Linked DNA regions of Homo sapiens: region 2 is linked to region 1. A link is a loop called in an ENCODE intact Hi-C map of the cell type or tissue named here. Cell type or tissue: left ventricle myocardium inferior. All regions are shown on one strand. Each heading gives the region's core, and the rest is flanking DNA. Links, peaks and the distances in the headings are about the cores only. Region 1 overlaps ALDH1A2 (aldehyde dehydrogenase 1 family member A2). Region 2 has its middle 170 kb from the start of ALDH1A2-AS1.

Evidence for each region. A loop is a pair of places that touch in the nucleus more often than their neighbours do. Peaks named below come from ENCODE experiments on the same cell type or tissue, not always from the same donor. Only the 100,000 strongest peaks of a DNase experiment are listed, where the experiment ranks them.
Region 2: it touches region 1 in a loop (2.2-fold over the local background); 1 of 110 quality-filtered maps calls a loop at or near these places.

The regions. Positions count from the first base shown.
Region 1 is chr15:57,940,103-57,955,839 of GRCh38, forward strand. It overlaps ALDH1A2 (aldehyde dehydrogenase 1 family member A2), which reads right to left. Exons shown (of 13, transcript NM_003888.4): 13 at 13,327-15,167. The coding sequence ends at 15,095. Among named protein-coding and RNA genes, the nearest start is that of ALDH1A2-AS1, 120 kb to the right of the region's middle. RefSeq lists a silencer at 7,729-8,023. In left ventricle myocardium inferior, for the core only: no CTCF peak of the experiment used is centred there; a DNase peak (open chromatin) is centred at 7,899; H3K27ac peaks cover 1,185 bases.
Region 2 is chr15:57,888,368-57,904,104 of GRCh38, forward strand. No RefSeq gene overlaps it. Among named protein-coding and RNA genes, the nearest start is that of ALDH1A2-AS1, 170 kb to the right of the region's middle. In left ventricle myocardium inferior, for the core only: no CTCF peak of the experiment used is centred there; no DNase peak of the experiment used is centred there.

The sequences.
Region 1 (15,737 bases), core at 3,705-11,704:
CTTGGACTCTCCAAAGCCTGAAGGCTGGAAGGCTAAGTCGCCCAAACAGCAAAGGTGGTGGTCCACCTCTCCCCCTGAGAGCTCTGTCTCAGGGAGGTACAACACTGCTACCAGTGGCAGGCTAGAATTCCAAGCCCATGGGTCTTACCCTGTGAGGTGCTGTGGAAGTGAGGCCTGCAGACTATTGCTGCTCAGCCCCCTGGATTCAGCCCCTTTCCTAGGGATATGTGCCAGGGTCTAACCTCCCACTTTGCCAGAGATGAAGCTAGCTACTTTTGCTGGGAAGCCTGGAAAGCTCAGGTATCTAAGGCTCCTGGGTCTCTGTGCGTGCCTGGGTGGATGCTCTCCCAAGACCCCACGTAGCTGTGTGTGTCAGACTGAAGGCCCTGGTGGAGTGGGTTCACGAGGAGAATCTCCTGACCTGAGGGTTGCAAAGATCCATGTGAAATCAAGAGTTCACCGGATCACACATTAACTTACTGCTTCCCTGGGCAGGGAAAATTCCCCTGGCTCTGTGTTGCTCTTGGGTGGGCCGTCATCCTGCCTTGCTTTTGTCCATTCTCCATGGGTTGGGTTTTTTCCTTGATTAGTCCCACTGTGTGCACCTGGATGTTTTAGTTGAAGATGCTGTACTTACTCTCCCCTTTTGTTCCTCTTCCTGAGAGCCGTGCACACTAGCTGCTTCTAGTCAGCCATGTTGGCCACCCCCTGTTTCTATGCATTTTTAACCTACATGGTGTATCATGCTTTATATATTTTTCTGCAACAGGCCTTCTTCACTTAACAGTTACGTTTGAAACTAATCGTTCTCTCTCTTCCTGGTACATGGAAAAGAGTCAATAAATGCAGTTTATTCTATGGTAGAGCTTTATGAAAGTATATTTAAAAAGTATTAATGGCATCTCACGATTGTGAATCTGCCCTGCTCTGATTACTAGTAAGGATAAGAAACTTTTATCATGTTAACTGGCTGCTTATATTCATTTTTCTTTGAATTACCTATTCATATTCTTTGCCCAATTTTCTTTTGGCTTGTCTTTTTCTTCTTAATTTCTAGAAGTTCTTTATACACTCTGGATCCTGATAATTTGTTTGTTAATGCATTGCATATATTTTCTCATATCTGTTGTGAGCATACTTTTAAAAATACCACTTATGAACTGAATACCATGTTCTAGGTGTTGGAATATGTTGTCAACATAGCACTATTACTCTCCCTCTCAGTTTTATAGCAGAGGAAAATGAGTTGCAAAAGATAAGCACCTTATCCCAAGTCCCACATAAATGGCAGAGCCATAATCTGAAGCCTGCTTGTCTGACTTCAGACCCAGTCTTACTACCACTCTTGACCTTTATCCAGGCTAATGGTCCCACTTGACCAAATGCAAGGATTATGTTTTCAACCTCAGATCATTTTTTAATAGATTAAGAATATAAACTCTTTAATTCAACCAGTAAGTTCTCATCTAATTTCCATCAATGCCATTTGCCGTGGCAATAGGGAAGCAAGCCCAGTCAGTACAAATGAAGCCACAAGCCGCTTGGAGACACGAGCCAAGTCTTGTTCACAGTACTGTATCACAGCCAGGCACATGGAGGTGCTAGGAATTGATGAAATGAAAGGTCCTGTCTCTAGCAGCCAGAGTTCTACTTGCCTGATGTCAGTGGCTGTGGAAGGATCTGTTTTCTTCAGGGTCCTTGGGTATATCTTTCCACCACTATACTTCCCCCACCCTGATCCTGGGTTCACAGCTGTGTGGCTAGATCCTGTAAACCTACCCTACCTTGTAATGGGTTCCCTCTTCGTCACCATTACTACTCCTTGTGGATTCCAGCAGAGCAGCTTTCAGTCCACTGGCCAGCTTGCTACACTAGAGAAGCCACATTAGAAATCAGTCTTAAGATCATAGAGTAAATAAGTAAATCCTGGTATGGAGTTATCTTCAAGAGCCTGTCTTCCAGATTATGCCTCAGCCACCTCCTTGTAGATTCCATTCAGAAGTTCAGAGGAGAGCAGTACAGTCATCATTTCCATTTGTTTTCAGAAAAGACTCCTAGTCCCCTTCCTTCCCTTTCTGGATCAGTCTTCAAGGCCCTACAAGTACCTCACTGCTTTTCTTATCCACACTCATGGATCTACCTTGGTTGATGGATAGATATCTTCCCCTTAAGTTGATTCCATGTACTTTCTGTTGTCTTTTGTTACTTCTGTCTACATTGTTTTCTAGAAGCTACCATCATAGAGGGAATCAGTACAGGGTTAAGTAAGATTCTGAGCTTTGAACATGCTTCTGAATCACCTAGCTGTGTGCCACTGAGCAAATAAAAAGTTCCTGATACATTGTAGGCTACATAATAAATAATCTCTCATTTTCTGACTGCTTCCCTCCATCCATCCTTCTAATGTACTTTTTAGAAGCAGAGAGGTATTAACAAACTTAAATATCAGAGTTTCTATAAAAGTTCCTCTAAAACTCCCCCTAGCTCCTTCTCCCCATCAAAATGTATCACTTTCTTCCTCTGCCTTCCCATTGCAGGTTTTCTTCTTCCTATACTTATCATATGACATAATAGTGATACTATATTATAGATGATATTATAGTGATTTATTTGTTTCTGTCTCCCACATAGGCTGGGAGCTCCCAAGGACCAGTACTTCCTGTTCACTAGTTAGTCTCGCAATGTAGTGCAATGCCCAACACTGAGCATGGGACAATTCATCCTTGCTGAAAGTATGAATGAAGGAATGACAAAAGGGATCTGGGGAAGTGTGGATGTAGACACCAGTGAGCAGAGTGGGAATAATTCCTAATGGGTAAACTGGAGTTGAAAGAGGAAGGAGTGGATAGTGAGGATTGGTTCGGCGGGGGCTGGAGACTAGGGGCTTCATCACCTCTACTGATGCCCTACCCCAAGGTCTGGAAGAAGATTAGATTCTAGTTTCTGTACTGCCACTTCTGATAGTCTCTCAAATCTCAGCTGCCATCAGCAAAACAGGGATTAATCATATCTTTCACCCAGGGCAGTCGTGGGCTTTCAGTGGAACCATGTAACATAAAGACATTTCACAAATGCAAAGGATGTTGAGAAGAGGAAGCTAATTCTGAAGCTTAAATCGCTTGTTCAAGGGCGTGGAGTCAGCACACAGCTGGGCTCAGAACCCAGGTGCCTGGACTCCTAGTCAAGAGCCCTCCCACCACATCGAGCTACCCCTCTGGGAGCGCTAGAGTGAAGAACATTGAATTTTAAGAAATGCAAAGGAATTCTTCATATGGTTGCACACAAAGCCCGCACTCATGTCCAGCTCCAGGGCAAGCCAACTGGATGCTAAGAAACAGGAAACAACCAAGCTATGAAGAAAACTGATCCAAGTGTTGAAAAGATAATTTGTCCAAAACCAGACCCCTGGTGAAGCTTCATTGTGTTATTTATTAGCTAAGGGTTAGGAGTATGTGGAAATGAAGGGTTGCTGGGACCATTAATAGAAGATCTTCATGGCCATTACTGACTCAAATGTCAGGAATGAAGGGCCTTTACTCTCTAGAATCCCCAGCTCCTTTTATGGGGCAGTCTTTCAGGTATGAAATCAGTCAACTTTGGAAAACTGTCTTTTTGTTTGAATTTTTGATGCTGCAAAGGACAGAGGGAGTAAGGAAAGAGGCAATACACAGGGCAAGGCTCGCATGTTCCCAGAGGGGCCAGCAGAGAGGCACATTTATCTTGACAGGCTCCCCTTCTGAGGCAGCACCCTGGGGGTCCCCAGAGCCATTCATCCAGCAACCCCAAGCCCCTGCGAGCAGGCTCTGGGCTTGGCAGAAGCCCTTCCTGGCATGGTTCCATGCCAGAAAAAGAATTCTGCTTTCCCCCTGCAGGAGGAGAGAGGGTCTGGAGGTGAATGGAGCCACAGCCCTCCAGTCCCAGAATGGCACAGGTCTTCAGCAAGATGACAACAGGTAACATAAGCTAGGCCTGTAGGACATGCCAAGCACAGAACTAAGAGCACTGCATACATGATGTGCTGTCATTTCCCAGAACCCAAAGCCTCAGCTCTCCATCTCTGAGATGAGGAGACCCTAGCGGGCCTCCCAATGCCTGTCTTGAGACCAGCTGTAGCACAAGCACTGGTGCTTTATGTTAAACATGTATGTGATGTATTTGGAAAGATACCAAGAAACAGATAATCATATTTGTTTCTGAGGACTGAGACACAAGGATAAGGCATTGGAAGGAAATCTTCCCATATATATGTACTTTTATTTACTTATTTATTTTAGAATTCTTAACCTAATGCATGCAGTTAGCAATTTTAAAATAACTAATTTACATTAAAAATAAGACGAACAACAAATAAAGATTTCTGGGCCTACTGCAGTCCATTTGAATCAGAATATTCAGAGAAGAAATGGGGCAGCCATTTTAAATCAGTTCTCCAAAGTGATTCTGAGGCCAGGTTCAAGAACCACTACCCTGAAGGACAACTATTCCCTCCCTGCCCAGGACCCCTGTATCTTACAGAAAAGAAAACTGAGCTGTGAGAGGAGCACTGACTAAGCCAAGTCATATAGTTGCTGAGAAACAGAATAGCAAGTAAAATTCAGGTATTCAATGCCAGATTTCCAAACTATGATAACGCTCACTCTAACCTCACTGCAGCCCCGAGCATCCTTTTATTTCAATCCTACTTCTTGCCCCAGGTCCTCTGCCTTTCAAACCCTGCTTTCTTCAAGCTAATCTGGTAAATGGAGTGATGATGTGTTTAGTCGGTACTAATGGGCCAATGTACTCTATTAAAAGACAATTCATGAAGCTTTCTGGAGCCATGTGCAATTAGCAACTGTGTTTTACTTCTGTAAAGTAATACAGGTGGTTCAGTAGGATAGCATTTCCCCAAAATTCTACCCCAGGAGGCAGAGGAGAAAAGGCACTGGACTTAAGTCCCGAGACCTGGATTTAAAGGTTTATCCTGTGGAAGTCATTTTGGCTCATTTTTTACATCTGTAAAGTGAGGATATTAGACTGAATAATCTGAAAGGTCCCCAGGTATGGTTTGAATGTGTCCCTCAAAGTTCATGTGTTGAAAATGGAATCCCCAAAGCAACAGTGTTGAGAAGTGAGATCTTTAAGAGGCAATTAAGTCTTGAGGGCTCTGCCCTCATGAATGCATTAATGTTATCATGGGAGTGGGTTTGTTGTAAAAGCAAGTTTAGCCCTCTCTTGCTGGCTTGCTCTTGGCCTCTCTTGCCCTTCTGCCTTCTGCCATGAGATGATGTGGCATGAAAGCCCTCACCAGATGCCAGTACCATGCCCTTGGACTTACCAGCCTTGAGAATAGTAAGCCAAATAAACTTCTATTGTTTGTAACTCACCAGTCTTTGGTATTCTGTTTATAGCAACACAAAATGGACTAAGACAAACATCAAAGGCCCCTTTTACCTCTCAAAATTCTATATATAATCCCTACCTAAATATTTCTTTTCTGTTTGAATCTATATTTTAAATGATAGGAAGATAGGATTGTCCTTTTGGAAAACAGTTCCTGGTAACACTGAAAATTTTGTAGCTCTGAGCACCGGGAATATGGTTTTAGCCATTTCAGAATTGGGTGGGGAACAAAAAGAACCATTCAGGGCAGTTTCAGTTTTGATCAGAAGAAAGAACAGTAGCAGTGACCAAACATAAGTTAAAGAAGAGAAAATAGCCTGTTAGAATTGGAGAGAACCCAACATGGAAAGCTGTATTTTAGCACGAACATGCCTGATCCCTCATGATTTCTGTTCCTGTAGAGGGAGGAAAGCAAGATATGTGTCAAAGAAAGGGATGGTCAATAAGAGATTCTCTATTTTTCATTTCCTTGCAGTCCCTACTATACAGACTGGGACAAGGAGCCTTGATTTAAGGTTTCTCTTCTACTAAAATGCATGAGAGACATATTACTTTAAGTCTTATCAGCCATATACCCTGAGTATATATGAATTTTTCAAATCTTTTTATGAGCAGGTTTAAAACATTTAAGGTGGTACAATATACATAACATTTAGCATTTTAACAGTTTTTCAGTGCACAGTTCTGTGGCATTTAGCACATTCAAACTGCTGTGACCGTCATCTATCTCCAGAACTTTTTCATCTTCCCCATGTGAAACTCCATATTCCTTAATAACACTAACATTTATTCCCTCTCCCACTCGCCCCTGGCTGCTGCCATTCTATTTCCTGTCTCTATGAATTTGACTACTCTAGGCACCTCATACAAGTGGCATCTTATATAAACGGAGCCTCATATATATAAGTGAAATTATATAATATTTGTCTTTTTGTGACAGCCTTGTTTCACGTAGCATGTCTTAAAAGTTCTTTCTTGTTGTTGCATGTGACAGGATTTCCTTCATTTTTAAGGCTGAAAAAATTTGTATGTTAATATGTTACATAGTATAATATATACATAATATACAATTGTGTATATATTACATATATAAAAACAATTGTGAGTGTGGTGAATGTGTGTGGGGTGTGTGTGGGGGGATATGTGTGGTGTGTGTGCGTGTGTGATGTGTGGGGTGTGTGGTTGTGTGTTGGTGTGTTTGTGTGGGGTGTGTGGGCGTGTGTGTGGGGTATGTGTTGTTTGTGTTGGGTGTGTGGGGGGATATGTGTATGTGGTGCATGTGTGGTGTGTGTGCACGTGTGAGGTGTGTGTGTGTGTGTGTGTGTCTGGTGTGTGTAGCTCTCAGCACCAAAAGCATGGTTTTAGCCATGTCAGCATTAGGTGGGTGGCCAAGGGGACCATTCAGAGAAATTTCAGTTTTGATCAGAAGAAAGAATAGCTTGAGATTCACTAAAAGAAAATGAATATACAAGAAATTATGCATATATGCAATTATACATATATATGCATACCATATTTTGTTTACTCATTCATTGATGGACACTTTTGGCTATCATGAACATGAGTGTACAAATACCTGTTCAAGTCCCAGCTATGAGCAGGTTTAGACAGGGATGAGAGGACCATATCTGGCAGGTTGGGGCACTGGGGACAAACTTGCCTCCTTCATGGTTGTACACAGCCTTCTCATGGAGCGAGGCCCCTGTGCTCATCACTTGAGATCATCTCACCCCTGATCCACTGTGAGTTGAGCCCCACATACCGGTGAGACTTCCCTGGCAGGCAGCTGTGGCCAACACCCCGCAGGCTTTCCTTTCCTCTCAGGAGGGCTGGGACCACACAATTTGGTGGCTCTGTGGAACACTTTTTCCTCACAAGCATTGTGCCTTCCTGCCTCCTCAGCAGAAGACCTGGATGGATGACTCAAACCCATGTAAATAAGCACATCTCCCAAAGTGTCGATGACCTTCAAAATAGGAAAGAATTGAATTGGAGGGTATGGGAACCTCTCTCCTGGAGTAGGGCTTTAAAGGTTACCAAAACATTTCTGAACAATGTGTTGAATAGGCAAGACTAAAAACTGTGGTTTAGTTTCCTGACAAGAATTCCTGACAGGCTTATTTATTACAGTCCTTGATATTGCTGAGGGTAAGTGGAAAAAAATGACAAGTGTTTCCAATATGTATGTGGCGTTTCGCATTTCTTGTTATCTTAGAGAAGAAAAGGGGGATAAAAAAGCCAAGTCAGAATCCTGGGTCATCACGCCCCAAGCTCAGACCTCAGGATTGGGTGGGTTTCCAGCGTGGGTTTATTTTCCTAGATTTTTAAAAGGTTATCAGTTGGTCTTGTGGCCCAGCCTGGTATCTAGTTTGCAAGAATAACAGTTTCTTGTGGGAATGAAACAGAACAAACAAGCAACAGAAGAATTGTTCTGAGCATTTTCCAGTTTTCTCTCTGCTGTCCTTTAGGCGGAGCTGACTTGAGTTCAGCCCCTGCTTGGCAGAGGGCTCCTGCTTTCAGCATCTGGCCAGGGCAGCTCTGCTCCTCCTGCAGCTTTGGGGAGAGGAGAGGCCTTTGCAGAATGTTGTTCTTACAGAGCCATTCTCATCACCCCCTGAGGACTGCTGTGGTTCCATTTAAATATTCAAACCAGGCAAGTCATTTCTCTCCCAGGCCAAAAGCCACTATGTTCCTCGAGCTTGGTGACCACGATAATAATAATAATAATCTTAATACAGCTAACATTTATTTAGCACGAATTGGCAAAGCTCTCCTCTAAGTTAGTATTTATTTGCCGGCTGCACCAATTTATCCATCGCCTGTTCTTGCTATCTCTTCATTTAAACGAGAGCCAGCCCAACATTTTCTGTGTCAAAAAAAAAATCTCTGGCTCTTGGTGATTCTGCAGGTGGAGCAGAGCTTACTGGGCACAGAAATGTAATTTTTAAATGGTCATTATCCTTCCATCATCCTGGCATTCCTAATTACTGGCTCCAGTCCCACCATCTGAGTCTACCTTAATGTAAGTGTCCTCCTGCCTGGCTTCCATATAGAAACGGATCCCAAGGGAATGTGAGATTTACAACCTCTTTGGGACTACAGCCTCCAGTAAATACTGATTTATTTATTCATTTTCTTTAATTGCTGTCATTTGTTTAAGCTCTTACAATGGGAGCTGTTAAGTACTTTATATGCATTCTTGTTCTACCCTCATGACAACAGTGTAGGTAGGTAATTTTATCGTCCCATTTTACAGGTGAGAAAATAGAGGATTTGGAAGGGTAATTAATTTTCCAACGACATACAGCTGGTAAGTGATGGAGCACTTTGGAATTATTTCCCTTTACCCGTTGGAGGAGGTCTTGATGTTACCAACAAGCTTCCCTTTCTGGAATCAGAGCATGTCAGATCAAAGCTTCAAAGACCAGACATGTGAGGGGTAGACACCCCCTTCACACACACACACACACCCCCATTTCCCAACGTTGGCCTTACAAGCCCCTGTCCCCACCCGCCTTGGCACACATAACTCAGGGCTGGAAGCAGACTTGTTGCAGGCTCTGAGAATGTTTGTGGGCATCACCCTCCCCAAGGGCCTCCAGGGAGCATGAACTAATTGTATTAACAAGTGGCATCTGGATTTTATTCCATTTTATACGAATCCTGTGTTGTTTATGAATGAACCTAACTCGGGAAATGGAGACTGAGGCCTCCACTGTTTAACAAACAGACCTTCCCCTTGGGTGTGCAAGCTCTGGCCAGCCAGCGAGCACTATAGGTTCTTGTTCCTTGCTACTCATCTACCCCCAGTGGTGGTCTTGAAAGCTGTCACTTTAAATTTCCAACCAAGAGAAACTGGAGAAAGGCACTACATTATTGGTTCATAAAATGGATGTAACTGCCTGGGATTAGAGAGAAAGAGGTCTTCACAGGGTCCTAGAATCCCCACATATGGCTGCAGGTGGGGTAGGAGGGGTCTCTTCTCTTTCCAGCTTAGGATTGCTTGAGTTAGTTTGATTTTATCCTGCCTAGACTGTAAAATAGGAAACCAGAGGTACCTTTCTGAAAAGTCACTGGGGAAACCATGTTGTAGAAGAAATTGGGCAACTCAACAGACTTGATAACATCTATTTCTTGAGGAGAAGGACAGGGACTGCTCTAGAGAAACAAAAAAAAAAAAAAAAAAAGGCAAGCCCAAAAGACCTTGAAACCATTAAGAGGTGTGCATGCTCCAGCAGGAACGGGGGCAGGCTGTGCTGGTTTCAGGTTCCTCCTTGCTACATAGATAAATGGCCAAAGGAAACATTATCCCAGCAGTTTCACATTAAAGGCTAAATGGCAAGATGGTCATCCTTTTATGCTGGCCAATAACCAAGTGAAAATTAGGCAGTGTACCTGTTTAGGAAGAGGGCTTCACGCCATTCCAGAGTGGACTTTCCCATGCTCTCACTCCCCGCTGGTCCCACGGATGAGCAGTTGCTGTATAAGACATTCTGGGTGGCACAGACAGCGTGGTCAGGGCTACGGCTCAGATTATCACTCTACAGAGGGTCTGAACAATGTGTTGAATGTACAGGAGACTGAAACTTGGAAGAAAGTCACAGCTGCATGCATCCCTCTGGCCCCTAGCTGGCTTGAGGTATTCAGATGAGTTCTGGCCTCCAGGCAAGGAAGCCCCACTGGAAACCCGTAGGAAACTATCCTAGAGTCAGGGTCTATATGAAGGCCTCAACGCTGGGTGAGAAGTGAATTCTGATGTCTTGCAGACTGATTAGCAAATGTCAAAGAGCAGACTGCTTTTGCTTTCTGTAGTTGTTTGGAGTTGCGTGTGTATATCATGTCTCAGACCAACTGAAGAAATATCATCCACCATGTTGCTTAATCCCCACACACCTCTGTGAAGCAGGTAGCACAGGAATGATCCTCTTGATCCTACAGAGGAGGAAGTGGAGGCCCGTGGAAGTTAAGACATACACCTTGTAAGTGATTGCTAAGAGACGCTGAGTGAGGACTTCTGATTACACTTCTCACCCTCTGATGCAACGTGCTGAAATTTCACTCTGCCACACCGCTAATCTGCTGACGCCCCAGGCAAAGTTGTCAGTCTGGATTACCCACTAAGCAGACCTGGGAATGGTACCACGTTACCCTTCCGTACCTCCAGTGTCTGTGCGTGGGAAGGAGGTAGAGTGAGATGGCAAGGGAACCTGCTGACTCTTGGTTATGAGTGACCTTAGACTGTGTGATTTACAAGGGTAGTAGCCATGTGTGGCTTGCTTTGTATCTCCAGCACCTGTGCCAGTGACTAGCAGAATAAACATTTGTGGAGGGAGGGAAGGAAGAAGGGAGAGAGGGAGGGTGGAAGGGAGGTTCATTTCTTAGGACCACCAGGTATGCAGTGTCAGCATTCCCTCATGAGGCAGCAGGGCCACAGAAGCAGCATGGTAAGACTGTGTCATATGTATTTTTCTAGCCCCATTCTGATTTCATTAGTTTCCCATCTTCATTTTTTTAAAACTCTAATTTTTAATTCATGGGACTTTGTTTTTATTTTTGTTCTTACCTTTTAAGCATTCTTGTGACCGATTTTAATATTTCTGAATTATTAGTCAACCAAAAGAAAAACTAAAAACAAATAAATGACTATATAAATACATATAAGTGGCAGTGGGCATTTCTGTTTTGGCTGCCCCTTCCCTCCTTCCCTGCCAAGAATGTTGCCAATACAGGACTAGCAAAGTCTGCATTGAGATTTTTTTCCCCTAGCCATCTTGTATTCCTCCTTTTCACACCTTTCTAAATCTACTCACTCTTTAACATGTATTCTGAGACCAGTTTCCTCCTGCCCCAGCTACTCTAAGCTCTCGTTTCTTTTAACTCATGAGGCCGTTATCAACCGTGAGCTCCTGCCCTCTCTATTTGAGTTCTGGGTGAGCAAGAGCATTGGGTGGAGAGCAAAAGAGAGCAGGCATTCCATATGTCCTGCCTGGTGGTGGGGGAGTCTGTGGGACGGCTCAGGATGAGGGCCTGCCACTGCAGGGGCTGTCCTCAGGCACGGGGGAGGCTACATGGCTCACAGCTTAGAGCAGGGTACTGCCATCACCCCTCCCAGCTAATGCACACCATCAGCTTCTACTTCATCAAGACAGAGATCAAAAGCCCCTAATGCACGGGCTCCACACACCACCCTCTACTTCTCAACCCCTTGCTGCCTGTGCTCCTTGACTTCTCTGCCTTGTTTCTGGGGTGTTAACACCTGTAGAGCTTCCCTCCTATTTCTCTGACTACAGCCTCCATTTCTTTTGCTGGGCTTTTTCTCCCTGGCCTTGGTTTTGGTTTTATTTTCACCCTCTCTGGATCTGCAGCCATCACTTTTATGTTCATGTGAGAATCTGGTCCACCTGAGCCAAGTCCGAATCTCCCATCTGCAATTGCCTGCTTGAGATTTCTATCTGGATGTCCCTTCATAACCCCACAATTCACGTGTCAAAAGCCTGAAGTCAAGATCTCTCCCCACAACTGCATTTCATGTTGTAGCTTCTTTGGCAGGGGCATTACCATTTTCCTACCTTCCCTGGTTAATAAACTTTTTCCATTCTATCATCATATTCATTCCTTAAGTTCCAGTAACTTCTCCATTGATTTGTTCCCTTCCTCTCCATCCCCCCTAGCATTATGCCATCCATAGTTTTATGGCAAACAAACTCTGTAATCAGTCTCTTTTCATCCGCTTTGCTCCAGACCAGTATACTCCAACCACTGCTTCCATTACACTCCAACTCAAAGCCCACGAGTGTCTCTGTTTTCTATTACATTACTAGGGAACAGCTCTGGCTGACCTAAGACCCTCTGTAGTCTGACTAGTTGCCAGCATGCAGTGCCTGCTCTTGCCAGCCCATCTCTTCACTGTCACATAAATATGCCGAGCTTGGCCTCTCCTCTCTGCCTTTGTAGGTTATTCATCAGAAATGTTTTCGCATGTCTATCTGACTCCAGATTCCTGCTATCTATACGTGCAACAATGGCACCTTTCTAAAAGACTTTCAAATGATTACTTCATGTCCAGGCCTTTCTCATTTTTTTCCTGATGGCTCAATGGACAGAACATGAGGTGGATTGTCAGGGAGTCCCGCATCTTATATTTCAGTTCCATCTGGTGCTGCAGGGGCTGCATTCTCCCATGCTCCTTCTGTTCCTCTAAAAAATAAGCTACTGGCAAACAGAGCAGTGAACCCCAGTCCACAGCAATGCTTCTTGTCCCCCAAGCGAGATCTGCTCTGGGGCTAATTCATTAGGTTTAGCTTTTGTCTCACTTGATCGGAACTTGGGTGGAGATTCCAAGGGCTGGAAGGAAAGGTGGGGAGCTGTGCGGTTCTAAAGGGTGGGAACCACTCCTCAAAAGCGCAACTCTGAGAACACACTGAGAGAAAACAAGCTCAATCTTGGTAGTAGTACGGTCACCATTTACAGATTTCTTTTTACAGCTGCAAAAATATTCCATCAGGTTATCAGCCTCTGACTTCATTTCACTTTGGTAAGTAAGTAAAAATAAAGCTACTGTGAAATGCCATCAGCAATGTGAGCTCACGGCGGGTAGTCCACGTTTGTGAAAACAGACCCTATAGACTGCTCTGCATTTTAGTTTTCATGGAGGCTATTCTAAAGGAAACTTGTTATTTCATATATTTCATATATGGTTATACTTACATGCCAGCTAAACTACACATGCACACAGATTTTAAATAGCATCAGAAAATAAGGTTTTTGTTTACCTTAATACCATTTACCAGTTGCCTTAATGAATTCTGTAAAAATACCCTTGCAGGCTTCTGCTCAGTTACCCAAGAGGGCAACACAGCTGAAAAACCCAGCAGCTGAGGAAGGACCCAAAGAGACTCAGTATGACCCAAAGACTTACAGACACAGCCAAACAATCCCAAGGAGTACACAATATAAATGCTTTATTGCTAGCACAGAGGTTTCTTTTTAAGTAAATTAAAAGAAATAAATCTTCATTTTCACATTTTTTGTTGCAGTCCAAAGGTAACTAGTTGGTTAGTGGCTATGTCCACTTGGACACATGCTACAGGAGGGCAGCATTCACATGGAAGCACTCAGAAATACGGCATCTGTCAGGGCTCACGGCACTGGGCTGCTGAATGCACTGTCGTTTGTAAATAACAGCAAGTGGAGACTTTAAAACATCATGGATAGATAAGAGTTATAAATAGAAAACTGGTACGGTTAAGAAGCAGAAGATCGTTAAATACAGAAGGCTATATATATGTTGCCCATATTCCACATACTCTGGGTTATGTTTGGTACTTTTAAATAAATGATCTGCATTTAGGTTAGAGACTGGATTGGATTTGACAGCTGGAAAGATGGAAGAAGGGATGGAAGAAGGAAAGGAAGCTAACACTTCCCACATCAAACTGGTGGAGTCACTGGAAAGCAGAAGAGGAGTATGTGGATGGGAAGAAAGGGAGGCGGGCCTGCTTTACTCCCTGCAAGCTGTAGGCCATGGCCTGCCCAGTGAGGGGCAAGAATGGGGTGTGACAGAGGAGCTCAGTGGAGCACGGCAGTCCTGGCACAATGGAACTTGGCAAATGGAAAAGGAAACCCCTAGGCTTGGCCAGATTTTCCAAGGTCACTGCCAATAGATACAGGGCACATTATGATAGATGTACAGTGTGACAGACCAAAATCACACCTGCAGCAGTTATTGGTGTAGAGGTTCAGAAGGTACAGATTCCAACTACAGAAATAATTCATTTAATAATAATTGTTGCCCAATATTAGAAACTGAATGATGTCTGCAAGGCATCCAGCATTATCAAATTCTTGGGCCTACTCGGATTGTTTTTTGGTTGGTTCTAAGAAAAACTTTGGAAAAGATCTTATCTAGCTATGAAAAACAACCCACTCCTTGCCTTATTCCAGAATAACTGAGAAGGAATCTAATACACACACACCCCAAAACTGCAGCAAGCTCAGAAGCGGTGAACTGCACATGATGACTTCCAGTCTCTATTGTCCCAATCTTTTTTCATTCATGTTATTTATGGGTAAAAGAAAACCAGATTGGGTCAGGAATATCCCAGGTTCTTACTACATCTGTAGTGTACCAGCTCCTGGCATTTTCATTCTGGTCTGACTCTAGCTAAAACCATTTCATGTTTTGCTTTGAAGAAATGGATAACATGAAATGATAATTTGGCTTTACAACCTTGAAAAATTGTTCCCGGCCCAAACATCTGCCCCAGAATGAGCTCAGCTGACATCTCCTTGGAAGAGAGGGAGGGGTGGGTGAGCGAGGAGGGCCTGGAAGGAGGAAAATGAAGACAGGAGAAAGGTCACCTTTCCTTGAGAGGAAAGTTCTTTGTGACAAAGACATGAAATAATACAGCTCCCTTATTTCATCCTGTGCTCCAGAAGGAGATACTGGATGTGTCTGCTAGCTCCTCCTCCTCCCTTTATCCCACTTTCCCCAATATTTGGTATGATTAAGGTGGCCCCTTACAGAGTGCCAAGAAACTGTACCCAGCTGGTTTGCTTTAGTTGTGCAGTGACCTGCCTGGCCTACATGTTATCTTTTCAATCTTTAAGTAAGGACCGTGGCTCAACTTTGTATTCCTGAGAGCTGGGCCCTACAGAGAAAGCAGAGAGGGACAGACGTGCAGGCTGGGCTTCATCCTCCTTCTTGGCCTTCTTAGGAGTTCTTCTGGGGGATCTTTACTGTCACCGTCTTAACTTCTGAGTACTCCCGCAAGCCAAATTCTCCCCTGAAACACAGAAATGGGCCGGGTCAGATACCAGAAGTCCAGGGAGCTGCATGTGAGTGCAGCGGGAGTCCTGGGGAGGTGCAGTTTATCACCTGCGAACAGCAAGTCCTGGGATGTTCATGTAAAAATTCCTCACGTATGCGCAGCCCAGCCTTCCTCTGAGGGTCAGAGAAACTGTCATCTCATGAGTAGTTTTTAAAGAAGTTTTTTTAAAACTTTAAAGTTTTTTAAAGTAGTTTTAAAGTTAAAAGGTGACTTGTTTTCACAATACTGCACAGACAGGCAATGACTCTCAATTACTCAGAGAACTACCATCAGCCTTGGCCAGAGGGCACACAGATGACCCCAGGCTGTGCTCAGAGGCTGAGTGCTGTGGGCAGCGGTGGGACCAGGCCCAGGTCTCTGAACGCCTTGGCCATGCCTCTCTCCACAAGGCAGCACTGGTTCAGTATTAGTTCTTTGGGACAGTAGTGTGCTTTCCTCCCCCAAGACGGAGGGTGGGAGTGGGTTGCATGTCTAAGTGTTCCTGTCCTTCTGCGTGTTTACTACAGTGCTCCTTCTCCTCCACAT
Region 2 (15,737 bases), core at 3,194-11,193, 52 kb before region 1:
GGGAAGCCCCTTTTTCTCCTGAAAGTTATGTATAATTAGGAAGTTCTAAGAATCCTGACTTCCCACAGATAGGCTCTGGTTTACTCAGGACAAACCCAGTTTATGTCTATTGTGACTACATATTATTACAAATGTCCCCTTTTAATTTAAAGAGTCTGAGTTTGAGTAGCAAATTATATGGCTACTCCATATCCGTGGAGATTTTTAAAAATCAGTAAATCATCTGGGTCCGGTGGCTCACGCCTGTAATCCCAGCACTTTGGGCGGCTGAGGGGGGTGGATCACAAGATCAGGAGTTTCAGACCAGCCTGGCCAATATAGTGAAACCCTGTTTCTACTAAAAATACAAAAATTAGCCGGGCGTGGTGGTGGGTGCTGCCTGTAGTCCCAGCTACTCAGGAGGCTGAGGCAAGAGAATTGCTTGAACCCAGGAGGCAGAGGTTGCAGTGAGCCGAGATTGTGCCACTGCACTCCAGCCTGGGTAACAGAGCGAGACTCCGTCCCAAAAAAAAAAAAAAAATTAGGAAATCAGTGAATGTACATTTCTTCTTTTAAAAAAGTTTGTTTTGGCCAGGCTCAGTGGCTCACACCTGTAATCCCAGCACTTTGGGAGGCTGAGGCGGGCAGATCACGAGGCCAAGAGATTGAGACCATCCGGGCCAAAATGGTGAAACCCCGTCTCTAATAAAAATACAAAAATTAGCTGGGTGTGGTGGTGCACGCACGTAGTCCCAGCTACTCAGGAGGCTGAGGCAGGAGAATTGCTTAAATCGGGGAGGCAGAGGTTGCAGTGAGCCAAGATTGCACCACTGCACTCCAGCCTGGCAACAGAGTGCGAGACTCTGTCTCAAAAAAAAAAAAAAAAAAAAAAAAAGAAAAGAAAAAGTTTGTCTTTAGTGAAGTGAGAAAACCAGGTGATGAAATGAATGTGGGAAATAATTTGTTTAAAAATAACTATTGCAAAATTTACAGTTTTCTAATATGAATTCAATAGGAATCCAATAAAAATTTTAAGAATCCTTCAGGCAGTTTTAAAAAGTTTTGATGAAAATCGTTGATTCTTCTCTGCCTCAATGCCCTTTCACTTGAGGAATCTATACTTGCTAAAGACCATGAGTTAAAATTTAAGCTGGATATGTTTTGTAAGCTGGAATGTTTTTGAATCTTACAATGAGCATCTACTACACCAGCTAAGACAGAAGAAAGTCAAATCCCTTGTTCCAGAGAGGATCCTCAGGAAATGAGGAGATATAAATAAAATGTTCTGCCACAAAACTATTGTCCCTCAAGCAGTCCCTGATCCAGAAAAGTTGTGTATGTCAGCATTGAGCAGGACCTGCAGAGTTGCTGAAACCTGCCACCTAGACTCATCTTCCTTGTTGGGTCATCACTGGGCTAAGTTTCTAGCTCATTTCTAGGTCAAACCCATGCAGTGTGGGGAATGATGACTGTGACAGCCGTAATATATATCAGTAGGAAAACTTGTCTTCTTTGGTGTGCTGGGTGCATCTAAGAGGTCTGGAAATGTGGCTGGGTGCATCACATCATCATCATTTTCCTCATGAACAAACTTAACTACCACTTAGTTGAGTGTCCACCATAGGCCAAAAACTATTCCACATACTATGCAAGGCAACTTATCCACGCTTTACCATTGAAGAGGTACAAACGAAGAGGTACCATTTTTATCTCCATGTGGAAGGTAAAGAAGCCAAGCACCAGGCCACAGAGAGGGTAAAGGACTTGCCCAAGTTCACACAAGTAGTAAGAGGTGAGGCCAGGGTTTAAAATGAGCACGTGGGAGAGAGAGCCTGTGCCCTGACCTTTTACTGTACCACCACTCTTCGTGTGTGACAACCTGGATGGCAAATCGGCATTTCTCCTGACATCGTTTCCCTCTCTGGCTACTTCTCTCTTTCCCTTTACAGCCAATTCCTCATGTTTCTCAAACAACATGAGTATACTTTCTATCTCCAGTTTCCCTCCTCCCGTCTCTCTTGAATTCCCTCCAATCAAGCATTCACACTACCACTCCATTAAAATTGTATTATCAAAATAATCAGTGGTCTCCATGTTGATAGAGCCAATGGGGAATTCTCAGTTCTTATCTTCCTTGGTGAGTCATTAGCTAACAAGTTGATCACTCCTATCTCACTGTAAAACTCTCTTCACTGGCTGCCAGTGCACTACATTCCCTCATCTCCTGGCCATTCTGCTTCAGTCTCTGAGTCAGTACCTTCTCATCTCCCTGACATCCAAATATTGGGTGTTTTAAAGCTCAATTTCTGGAATTCCTCTCTTGTGTAGCCACAGTCTCTGGGATTTCATTCCATTTCATAGTTCTCAATATCTGTATGTTTTAGCATTTATATCTCCAACTTGTTTTTCTTTCTTTAGCTCTAAATAGTAATAATATCAGCTGGCATCCAACAAGCTTCACATGTCTGAAACTGAGTTCCTGTTTGCAATTCAACAACACCCTGCAAAAAAAAAAAAAAAAAAAAAAAAAAAAAAAAAAGCTTAATTTGACTCTAGTCTTGCCCGTTTCACCTTCACCACACTCACTGCTGCTCCTTCATTCAAGCTCTCATCACCTCTTGTCTGGATTATTATAATAGCTTCTTAATTTGTCTTTGTCTTGCTGCTTCTACCCTTGTTCCCTTTCAGTCTATTCTCAACATAGCAATCAGAAAGGTCCTCTTTAAATGTGAGTTAGATCATGTTACTGCTCTGCTCAAAATAATGCAGTGGTTTTCCATTGCACAGAGTGGCAGATTGCATTTTCCAAAAGACAATTGCAATGATATTTCCTAGCCCACGTGCTCTTCTTATAATATGACTTTACATAAATGCGATTTGTATTCTGTCTCTTTAATCTGGGCAGCCTCACAAACATGGCAAAAGTGATAAAAGTAACTTTCAAGGCTAGATCATGCAAGACAAGGCAACATAGCTTCTACCTGGTTCTATGAAGACATTTGCCTTTGGCTCCCTGAGCCTCCATCCAAGAAGTCGAAGTAGCATGCTATGAGGAAGCTCAGGTCATAAAAAGAGGCCATGTGTAGATGCTGTAGCTGAGAATTACAGCTGAGGTCCCATACAACAGCCAGAGTAGACTACAGCCATGTGAGAGAAGGTGTCTCCAAAAATTTTAATCACTAACCATCAGCCCTCAGCCTTTGAGTCTTCTCAGTTGAGGCCCCAAACATTGTGGAAACATCATGGAACAGAGACAAGCCATCCTTACTATGTCTTGTTTGAATTCCTGACTCACAGAATCCATAAGCACAGTAAAGTGGTTGTCATAAACATTAAATTTTGGGGTGGTTTGTTATGCAGTAAAGGTAACTGAAACATTGGGTTAAAACCCAAAGTCCTTATAGTAGCTACAATGTCTCTATGATCTGGCTCTTTGTTGTGACTCTGATTTCATCTCCTACAAATCTCCACTTCCATTCCAGACATCCTGGCCTGCTTGCTAGTTCTTAAATACACCACGCAAACACTGGCTTCAGGGTATTTATGTTTGTCATTCTCACTGCCTAGAGGTTTCTGCCCCAGTTATCTTCAAACACAATCTCTCATCTCCATCCCTGGTGTGATTGCCAGTCTCCAAGATGGCTCCAATGATAGCTGCCTCCTGACATCATGCTAGGGCATAGTACCCTCCCACACTGAACAGGATTGATATGTGTAGCCAGTGAGAAGTGGCAGATACAACAGAATATGACTTCTAATGCTCGGTCACAAAATATGCCATTGCTTCCTCTTTGCCCTCTTGGGTCACTAATTGTGGGGGAAGCCAGCTGCCATGTTGTGAGGAGATACACGCAGTTCTATGGAGAGGCCCATGTGATAAGGAACTGAGGTCTCCTCCCAATAACCATGAGAGTAAGATGTCTTAGAAGTTGAGTCTCCATCCACAGTCAGGCCTTCAGATGACTGTAGCCCCAGCTGACTTCTTGACTGCAGCCACAGGAAGGACTCAACCCAGGACCATCCATCTAAGCTGCTCCTTAATTCATGATCCACAGAAATTGTGAAATCACAGTGTTGTTTTAAACCACTAAACTCTGGGATGATTCATTACTCAGAAAAAGATAATACACTTAGCTACTTATTTAACAGTATAACCTCTCTCTTCCCAACAATCTCTATCCCCCTTTCCTGATTTACTTTCTTCCACTGTACTTGTTACCATCTAATATACTACTAAATATTTAACTTATTTCTCTTAATTACTGACCCTGCCCCCTATAGTAATACAAGTTCTAGGAGGATAGACATTTTTGCCTGTTTTATTCGTTGTAAATCCCCAGTACCAGGCATATAGCCAGCACTCAATAAATGTCTGTTAAATGGCTAAATCTCACATGCCACTCTGATTGTTAATGGCTGCTGGAAACGCTGTGTTAATAAGAATTGCCTGACCGTAGTGAGAAGAGTGCTGCAATCAATTAGTGATGACTGCTGTGGGTGTGGAAGAAGCAGTGGCATTATGCTTGCTATGTATTTGCCTTCCTTGCTGTATCTCTGCATCCTTTCTTCAGGCAACAGTTTATACCCAGTTACCCTGTAACAATGATAACAGAGTCTATGTTTTGTCAAGGGCTGCAGATAAAGCAACTCACCTTACAATTTAACATTCAAACATTTCGGGATGTATTTATCTCCTGCTGTTAATTCAAACGCCAAGATTCAATTTGTCTGTTGGCTCTTAATTATCTTCTGAGGAGGCAAAGAATCACTGGTTACCATTATCTTTGAAATGGCTCCTCATAAAACACAGAAAATAAGCATTAAGACATGAAAGCTACAAGGCCCACAATGCGGGAATTTTAACCTTGAAAACTGTCCAACAGTAGAACTACGAGTTTATGTAGGAGTTTGAGAAGTAATTTGCCAAGTGAGCAAAAAAGTTATACAGCCCATGAGAATAACACCATCCTGGCTATGAATCTCAAGATGGAATGTAACATTTGTGAACATCAAATCTGCAGTGTTCTCGTGAACCTAGTGGTCCAGTTTGAAAACATTACCCTCATTTATTCGTTCAAAAATATTTTCTCACCACCTACTATGTTCTTGACATTGCCATCAATACTGGGAATTCCACAGGGGATTAAACAGAATCCTTGCCTCATCTTACATCTTACAGTCATTCCTCAATGTAGTCCTGCTTACACCACTTAGAGAGTCAGAATCCAAGCACCTACGAGATTTCTGTGTTCAGCATCAGCTTTGTTCCTCATCACAAGGAATAGAATATATTAGAGTAGGAGAACACATGCAGTTTTACTCAACCTGCCAGTTTTTTTATTGGTTGTCCTTAAATCCAGAGATTTTTTTTTTTTTTTTTTCATGAAACAAGAGACAGAATTTCAGGTCCATCCTCCAAGTCCAGGTATTGCTTTCACAGGATTCTGGGGTTTTTTGGTTGTTGTTGTAAGGAGCCTTGCTGAGAATGAGCCGGTTGTGGTTGGTGTATGTAGAGATGCACTGTCTACACACTTACAAGAGCTGATGGATGATGCCCCTGCACTATCCAAGATTCTGGATGTCTTTAAGGTAACAAGTGTCCATGTTGTTCCTTGAAAGCCTGGAGAAATCTGGTGTGGGAAATGTAGGACTCTTGGTGTGGGGGGACTGTTCAAGACCCTTGCTCAGTCTGGATGCATCATGAGCATGAGAGGCAGTTCTGAATGGGTTCAGTTTTTAATTTACCAGCCATAAGATACTGGAACATCCATTAGGCAGTGGGAAATACAATTGATCAGTCATTTAGCAGCCCATCATTCATAATGGTGACAAGTTGACATACAGAGACTACATATTAAAAAAGCAGGGTTGAGGGTGGAGTTCTGGGGCATATCAACGTTTCACATTATCTCATTTGATCCTCACCACAAACATTGTGGTAGGCACAATGGAGACTACTTGGAGTCTCCTTTTACACATGAGGGATGAAGAGCTCTGAGAAATTGGGGTTTTCCTGAGGGCTCACAGAACAAAGTCAGGAATAGGCCTCATGGGGTCTTTTTCTGCAACACTACTACTCTGTGACATGGTCTTCTAGAGAGAAATAAAGTACTGGTATTATTGGGCTTCTGTTCTTTCTGCATTTTTGATGATCACTCAGTCAACTCCCTCCTAACATGAGAGTGGAAGAAAAGTTGGCAGCAGCTTTGGTTTCCTTAGTATGCTGTGGATGGAACACAAGAACACAAGTCTGAGCATCCTTGATGACTCCCATCATCACCCTGCCTGTAGCTGACTGCTCTCCATCTCCAGATGAACTTCTCTTTGTTCCCACTAAAATCAGAGCCAAAGAAATGAAGCTAAAACTCTGATAATTTGTGTGTTTTTGTAACACAGTGGTCCAGATAAAGATGAACAGATTTAAGCAACATCAAATTTTTAGTAAAGCTAACAGTAATTTCTCCTTTGCAAATGCCAAGCTTCACCTTTATGTGCCTTGAAATTCTTTGGCAACACACTTAATCTTGGGGAATCTGAGTTTATTAGAGGAATGTAGGGAGGAAGCAGGCTGCATGCCCTCCCAGCTTAGATTTAGATTTAGCCAGAAGAATGTCTGCACTTCTTTGCTAGAGGTGTTACAACTATGAGACTCAGTGATGCTTTGAGTCTCTCCCTGGTCTATGTGGGGTGAGGAGTTAGGTGCTTTCTTGGCTCTGTTTTAGGGAAATGACCAAGCAGGTCCTAAATTATAGTGCTTTTTGAGAGGTATGAACTTACTCCATACTACTTACATCTGCTAACAAACTCCAGGAACTTCAAGGGAACAAGATTAGTTCAAAACACTCCTTAGAATATCCAGTGGAAAGCACTGGGACTGATTTTCATTCGTTGAGCATTACCCAAGGTAGTGTGCCCTAAAAAGAAGTGTACCTTATGAACAGAATAGTAGAAACTATCCCTATCATGTTGTCAAGCAATTTATCTTGGCACTGTGCTTGGAATGCCATTTAACGTTTGCAAAGTAGGAGGTATCATTTTCTCCATTTTACAGATGAGAAAACTGTATCAGTGGTACCATACAACTTGCTGAGGATTGCCAATCTAGGAAGTGAGTCAAAGAGTTGACTCCAAGGTTGGAAGCATTCTTCTCCCATATAGCACTTCTTTGCCTAGATAAGGATTCTGTCCTGGGGCCTGCAGATCTCTGGTAGGAATTCATTTGAAATACAGCTGGCTGCTTTCTGAGCCATCCTCCTCTCCTGTATGGGACTGATGCAGCCCCTGATCACACTGTGGTGCAATGAGATTGAAGGACTGGCAAAAAAAAATGTGAACAAGGGTGCCAGAGTTAGCAAATAAAAATATAGGATTCCTAATTATATTTGAATTTCAGAGGAACAACAGATTATTTCTTAGTATAAGTATATCCCAAATAGTGCATGGAACATACTTATACCAAAAATTGCTGTTGTTTGAAATTGAAACTTACCTGGGCATCCTGTATTTTGTCTGGAACCATGACAGGGGAGTGATGGTCTCCTGTGGGGGCCTCCATTCCCGCCTTCTGCCAGCTCAGGCCTGGGCTCTGACCTCCCTCCCTCCCAGCTTGGCTCTTAACCCAGCCCTCCCCATTCCCAAATTTCTCGAATCTCCAGACTCCCTTTTCATTGATGCCACTTCCCAAGCCCAGTGGAAGAGTTACCCAGAGTTCTCAGAGTTTTCGGCTTCCTTTTGTTGGCCTTCAAAATAAGCATACGTGCTCGCTTCTCTTTATGGGTTTTTCAAGAACATGAACAGGGGTGGTAACGGGTAATAAGCATGGAAAAATCACAGAGCTTCCAAAATGATTACAAAGGTCTCTTGGTATTTATTTCCTGCTTTCTTGGCACCCCTACCTCCACCCCCGCACCTCCCCCCCCCCCCCGCCGCACCTCCCCACACCTCCATCCCAAGTATTTAACTGGTTCTAGAAGTCTCCCTAGGGAGGTGCCAGAAGTCCCTCAGTTTCACAGGCTGCAGACTACCTCCTTTCATTGCAAGAGTGAGACTCATTCATCAGTCATCTCCGTCCTCCTCCCCTTTAACTGAAAAGCCAAATTCTGCCTTTACCCCACACCACTGCCCTGCAGTAAAGCCATTGCCAGAGGAGAGATGCCCCTTCTGCAGTAACCCACCTTCAAGTTTGAGTATCATTCATCTCAGAAAACAGAGCAAATGCCCTTCTCTCACCACCATTTTGGGTCCTTCTTCTCTTCAAGCCCCAAGTCCAGGGTAACTACAAACATACTTCTTCCTCATGTTTCTTCCTCTCTCAATTCTCCATGTACCATCTATGAGCCTGACCCTCCTGTACTAGTCAAGGTTCTCTAAATGGTCAGAACTAATAGGATAGATATATATATGAAGGGGAGTTTATTGGGAGAATTGACTCACACGATCACAAGGTGAAGTCCCACAGTAGGCCATCTGCAAGCTGAGGAGCCAGGAAGCCAGTCCGTGTCCCAAAACTTCACAAGTAGGGAAGCCGACAGCACAGCCTTCAGTCTGTGGCTGAAGGCCGGAGAGCCCCTGGCCAACCACTGGTGTAAGTCCAAGAGTCCAAAAGCTGAAGAACTTGGAGTCTGATGTTCGAGAACAGCAAGCATCCAGTACGGGAGAAAGATGAAGGCCGGAAGATTTAGCAAGTCTGCTAATTCCATGTTCTTCTGCCTGTTTTATTTGCTGCACTGGCAGCTGATTAGGCGGTGCCCACCCAGACTGAGGGTGGGTCTGCCTCTCCCAGTCCACTGACTCAAATGTTAATCTCCTTTGGCAACACCCTCACAGACACACTCAGGAACAATAACTTTGCATCCTTCAATCAAATCAACTTGGCACTCAGTATTAACCATCACACCTTCCTACACAGCTATTAAATAGTATTACGACCTTCCATTTGTGTTGATGTCTGCTGGCCTGGTTTCACCCTTTGCTAGGCGCTTGAGGATAATGATCATCTCCTGGAAGCCACTGGCAGATCCTGGACCACAGAATTTGGGGGTGGCTGGGTGGGGAGTAGATTGTACAGTGTATTTTAAAAATTAGTTGACGTTTAAAATTTCCACATGATTATAACCCATGTCTCCGGCTTTTCAGAAGATCTGGTGCCCCTAGGCCCTGATTTCTGCAAGGTAAGGCTGCCCTTATTACATGGTACCTACATTCCCTGGATCTCCATCTCCCTCCTCCCGTTACCTGCAAGGCCCCTGCAGAGACTGATAGCCTTTCACTAGAGAATTCCAGGCCTCAAACACCCTGATGGCAGACTATCAATGAACTCCTGATAAACACATTATATAACAGGCTAAGAACCAGGCAAAATTATAGCATTTTTAAAAATGAGTAGTTACCACACTGCTACAGAAAACCATTTATTTTCATTGTCGACTGGAAATATAAATTCGAGGAAGATTAAGATATATGCATATGGTTATTTTGATTGTTCTTTAGAGGTTTAAAATCAATTTAGTACTATAAAATATAGTCTTATTGTAAAAGTATTTTTCATTAAATGTAAAGGAAAGCTTATTGATAAATAGCTGTAAATTTGCTCATTGAATTTACAAGATATTTGTAATGTCATTAATGGAGGTACAACCTGCTGAACTGCATGGAATCCAGCGTCTCTTCATTTTTGCAATATATGAGTAATAGGCCAAAAACATTGAGAAATAGCACATGGAATTTTATGTTTCCTCTGTGAAGACTCAGAAGAAAGGAACATGTTCACTAGTGTTGAGATTAAAACACCGTAAGCAAAGACAATATAAGAACCCTGCAATGCTCCCAGAGGCGGAAATGTATCTTGTGCTTACTTTGGAGAACAGAACTGCCAGTCTTCAGAATTCAGGAGTTGCAATCATCTGAAACTTGATCATTTTACTTAAAAAAGTACCCTATTGGATAACTTAAGAAATATATTTTCATTCAAGCATTCAACAAATATTTTGGGAAACAAAGCTTCCCTAAAATATATTTATCACATAAATATATTCAAAATATTAACATTTCCATCATACAAGTATTATATTCATCAGTATAAAGTATATCTTAATGCAGAAGTATTTTCTGTCTTCTTATTTTTCTCAGAAAAATCACAGGATTTTACACACTTGTCCAAATTTGACATATATTAATTAGAAGGAAATCATAGAACTATGCAATCACAGATTTAAAACTTTGAAGTATTTTGGAGATCATCCTGACCTAATTTTGCAGATGAAGAAGCTGAGGCCAGAGAAAGATTTATTAGGCCAAAATCTCATGGCCAGATGGTAGAAGAATGGGCATGAATTCTGGGCAATATCTCTTGGTTTACTCCCCTTTCTAACATACCAGTTTACCTCCTTAGAAAATGCAAAATGACATTGAAGGCCCTCTCTATAAAAAGTCAGGAAGGCATATAGTACATTTAAAAGGTTCTCATAAAAGGATGAAAACACAATGTCTTTACTTGAAGAAAGAAAAAACATGTCCATTTATATGAGTAGAACAATACATGCCCCCATGTTAACCCTGGTCATTGTTAAGATGAGAATATAAGCTCCATGAGAATAGCAATTTTTATATTTTTGCTCACTGAAGATTTCCCCACAACAATAACAATTTGGGGACATAGTATGTATTCAACGAATAGGATACACAGATGTGCCAGTTTTCCCAGGACAGCCCCATTTATGGCTGTTGTCCAGGAGGCTGATCCCTTAGGGCTCCTTTCATTCTCCATTGCATCACTTTATTATTAAATATTTTTGAAAAAATATAAAGGATGAGGTTATGGATTTGTTTTTATTTTCTTTGATTTGCGTGCACCTTCTAAATCTTGTACAATGAACGTGCATATTTGTGTAATGGGAAAAAGTTTATTTTTATTTATTTTTTTAATACTTTAAGTACTGGGGTACAAGTGCAGTATGTGCAGGTTTGTTACATAGGTATACAGGTGCCATGGTGGTTTGCTGCACCCATCAACCGGTCATTTACCTTAGGTGTTTCTCCTAATGCTATCCCTTCCCTAGCTCCCTACCCCCACCCCCCGCCGACAGGCCCCAGTGTGTGATATTCCCCACCCTGTGTCCATGTGTTCTCATTGTTCAGTTCCCACCTGTGAGTGAGAACATGTGTTTGGTTTTCTGATCTTGAGTTAGTTTGCTGAGAATGATGGTCTCCAGCTTCATCCATGTCCCTGCAAAGGACATGAACTCATCCTTTTTTATGGTTGCATGGTATTCCATGGTGTATATGTGCCACATTTTCTTTATCCAGTCGATCAGTGATGGGCATTTGGGTTGGTTCCAAGTCTTTGCTGTTGTGAACAGTGCCACAATAAACATACGTGTGCATGAGTCTCTGTGGTAGAATGATTTATAATCCTTTGGGTATATACCCAGTAATAGGATAGCTGGGTCAAATGGTATTTCTGGTTCTAGATCCTTGAGGAATCACCACACTGTCTTCCACAATGGTTGAACTAATATACACTCCCACCAACAGTGTAAAAGCGTTCCTATTTCTCCACATCCTCTTCAGTATCTGTTGTTTCTTGACTTTTTAATGATTGCCATTCTAACTGGCATCTCATTGTGGTTTTGATTTGCATTTCTCTAATGACCAGTGATGATAAGCATTTTTTCATATGTCTGTTGGCTGCATAAATGTCTTCTTTTGAGAAGTGTCTGTTCATATCCTTTGCCCACTCTTCGATGGGGTTGTTTGTTGTTTTCTTGTAAATGTGTTTAAGTTCTTTGTAGATTCTGGATATTAGCCCTTTGTCAGATGGATAGATTGCAAAAATTTTCTCACATTCTGTAGGCTGCCTGTTCACTCTGATGATAGTTTCTTTTGCTGTGCGGAATCTCGTTAGTTTAATTAGATCTCGTTTGTCAATTGTGGCTTTTGTTGCCATTGCTTTTGGTGTTTTAGTCATGAAGTCTTTGCCCATGCCTATGTCCTGAATGGTATTGCCTAGGTTTTCTTCTAGGGTTTTTATGGTTTTAGGTCTTACATTTAAGTCTTTAATCCATCTTGAGTTAATTTTTGTATAAGGTGTAAGGTAGGGATCCAGTTTCAGTTTTCTGCCTATGGCTAGCCAGTTTTCCCAACACCATTTATTAAATAGAGAATCCTTTCCCCATTGCTTGTTTTTGTCAGGTTTGTCAAAGATCAGATGGTTGTAGATGTGCGGTGTTATTTCTGAGGCCTCTATTCTGTTCCATTGGTCTATATATCTGTTTTGGTAGCAGTACCATGGTGTTTTGGTTACTGTAGCCTTGTAGTATAGTTTGAAGTCAAGTAGCATGACGCCTCCAGCTTTGTTCTTTTTGCTTAGGATTGTTTTGGCTGTGCAGGCTCTTTTTTGGTTCCATATAAAATTTAAAGTAGTTTTTTCCAATTCTGTGAAAGTCAATGGTAGCTTGATGGGGATAGCATTGAATCTACAAATTACTTTGGGCAGTATGGCCATTTTCATAATATTTATTCTTCCTATCAATCAGCATGGAATGTCTTTCCGTTTGTTCTTTCCTCTCTTATTTCCTTGAGCAGTAGTTCGTAGTTCTCCTTGAAGAAGTCCTTCACAACCCTTGTAAGATGTATCCCTGGGTATTTTATTCTCTTTGTAGCAATTGTGAATGGGAGTTCACTCATGACTTGGCTCCCGGTTTGTCTACTATTGGTGTATAGGAATGCTTGTGATTTTTGCACATTGATTTTGTATCATGAGACTTCGCTGAAGTTGCTTATCAGCTTAAGGAGATTTTGGGCTGAGGTGATGGGGTTTTCTAAATATACAATCATGTCATCTGCAAACAGAGACAATTTGACTTCCTCTCTTCCTATTTCAATACCCTTTATTTCTTCCTCTTGCCTGATTGCCCTGGACAGAATTTCCAATACTGTGTTGAATAGGAGTGGTGAGAGAGGGCATCCTTGTCTTGTGGCAGTTTTCAAAAGGAATGCTTCCAGTTTTTGCCCATTCAGTATGATATTGGCTGTGGGTTTGTCATAAATAGCTCTTATTATTTTGAGATACATTCCATCGATACCTAGTTTATTGAGAGTTTTTAGCATGAAGGGCTTTGAATTTTGTTGAAGGCCATTTCTGTATCTATTGAGATAATCATGTGGATTTCATCATTGGTTCTGTTTATGTCATGGATAACGTTTATTGATTTGTGTATGTTGAGCCAGCCTTGCATCCCAGGGGTGAAGCTGACTTGATCATGGTGGATAAGCTTTTTGATGTGCTGCTGGATTGGGTTTGCCGGTACTTTATTGAGAATTTTCGCATTGATGTTCATCAGGGATATTGGCCTAAAATTTTCTTTTTTTTTTCTTGTGTCTCTGCCAGGTTTTGGTATTAGGATGATGCTGGCCTCATAAAATGAGTTAGCATTCCCTCTTTTTCTGTTGTTTGGAATAGTTTCAGAAGGAATGCTACTAGCTCCTCTTTGTACCTTTGGTAGAATTTGGCTGTGAATCCGTCTGGTCCTGGACTTTTTTTTGGTTGGTAGGCTATTAATTATTGCCTCAATTTCAGAGCCTGTTATTGGTCTATTCAGGGATTCAAATTCTTCCTGGTTTAGTCTTGGGAGGGTGTATGTGTCCAGGAATTTACCCATTTCTTCCAGATTTTCCAGTGTATTTGCGTAGAGGTGTTTATAGTATTCTCTGATGGTAGTTTGTATTTCTGTGGGATCGGTGGTGATATCCCCTTTATCATTTTTTTCTAGCATCTATTTCATCTTCTCTCTTGTATTTATTAGCCTGGCTAGTGGTCTATTTTGTTGATCTTTTCAAAAAAAAACAGCTCCTGGATTCATTTTTTTAAAAAGGGTTTTTTTTTTAATTTTAAAGCTTAAAATTTTTTTAAATTGGCTCTTGACCAAATCAGCTACAATTGTTCAGGATATTCAGTTACTGTATATGAATCATTTCATTTCCTGCTGGTAACCTACACATTGCAATTAACCTTCAAAACACAGAGTTTTACATTAAAGCCTGGGCGTGGTGGCTCATGCTTGTAATCCTAGTGCTTTGGGAGACCAAGATGGGAAGATTGCTTGAGGCCAGGAGTTCAGGACCAGCCTGAGAAGCATATTGAGACCCTGTCTCTACAAAAATAAAAATAAAGTTAACCAGGTTGGTGGTGTGCACCTGTAGTTCTAGCTACTCAGGAGGCTAAGGCAGGAAGATCACTTGAGTCCAGGAGCTCGAGGTTACAGTAGGCTCTGATCACGCCACTGTAGTCCAGTCTGGGTGACAGAGCAAGACTCTGTCTCTAAAACAAACAAACCCCATAGTTTTGTATTAAAAAATGAAAATCATATGCAGTTTACACATACAATGTAAAAATACTCGAGGACATTTGAGGAAAAAATGAAAATCGCAATTAAAAAATATTCAGATCCCAATAGAGTGTGGTTTTCAAACTATATCACTTTTAAGTTATATAACAATTGGTCCTCTGTGATTGGTAAGTAAAGAGACTGTTTAAATGTCATACTTTTTTAGGTTTAAAAAAGTAATTATTTTGTTAATTACTCTCTAGGAGTGCTTGTTCCTACACTGTGTTAATACCCACTTGTCTCCATTATCATGAAGGATGTGTGCTCATAAAAATTTAATGAAGATCTGCCTGTCCATAAACCTCACAAAAACACAGCTTTTTCTTATTCTATTCAGGTGAGGAAACAAAATTTTTTTTTAAATAATGAGCTCAACATTGCATAAATACGCTTGGTAATTTTGGAGGGTTGGGTGGGGTAAAGAGAAAGGGATGGTGAATGGTGAGGAAAATAAAAGAGAGAAACAGAAAGCCCATCCCACCACACCCACAAATGGATATAATGGGAGAGTAAGAACTGCAGGACTGTGGATACCAAGAAACACCTTTGAGCACTGTGACAAGAACGCCTTTCCCTTCCTGACACTCTGACCTCCTGGCTTCGAGGATGAGGTATTCTTTGACTGTCCAACTCAGACAGGTTCATGTTCTTTTCACCATGGATTCCTGCAGGTCAATCCTCCACACTCTGCAACGGTTCTTCCAAAAGACCCCTCCTTCACTGTGATGTTGGCTTCTGCTTCCCGATAATGGCTCTTTCTTATATCAATACATTTCTGTGTCACCCAGCGTCACCCCAAGCGTACCACATATTCAGCTGCCTTCAGATGACTTTCAGTGGGATGCTCTGCCCTCACTGGAATATAAATGAATTAATATAAACCAAGCACCTACTATGTGCAAGCTGCCATGTGGGATGTATTTTAACCTTTTACATCATCAGAGTTAATTGGAGGAAATGCAGAACAGGATTGTCTCATAGAGAGGGAGCTGGGGGTGGACCCCACCTGGGCAGAGCATATGTGCATGGGACCCATTTACTGCTTTCATCACTTGCCTTCGTGGGATGGAGCCACATCTGGATCCCATCACAATTATGAAAGGTGCAGGCTTCATGCTTGCTCCAAAGCTGAGCTCTGATTTCACAACCAGCTTGGAGAAGCAGGAGGCAAGTAAATACTTCCTGTTCCATTTGTAATCAACATGCACTTGACATCAATAAACTGGGATAATTACATTATCATTATCATTACCATCATTATTATTGGACAAATCAAGGAGACATTAATAGAGGTCTCCACAGAAGACTCTTGTGACAGATGGGACTAAATTGGAGCAGAGGGTCAGGGGATGCCATTTGTCTGTTTCCTTAGCC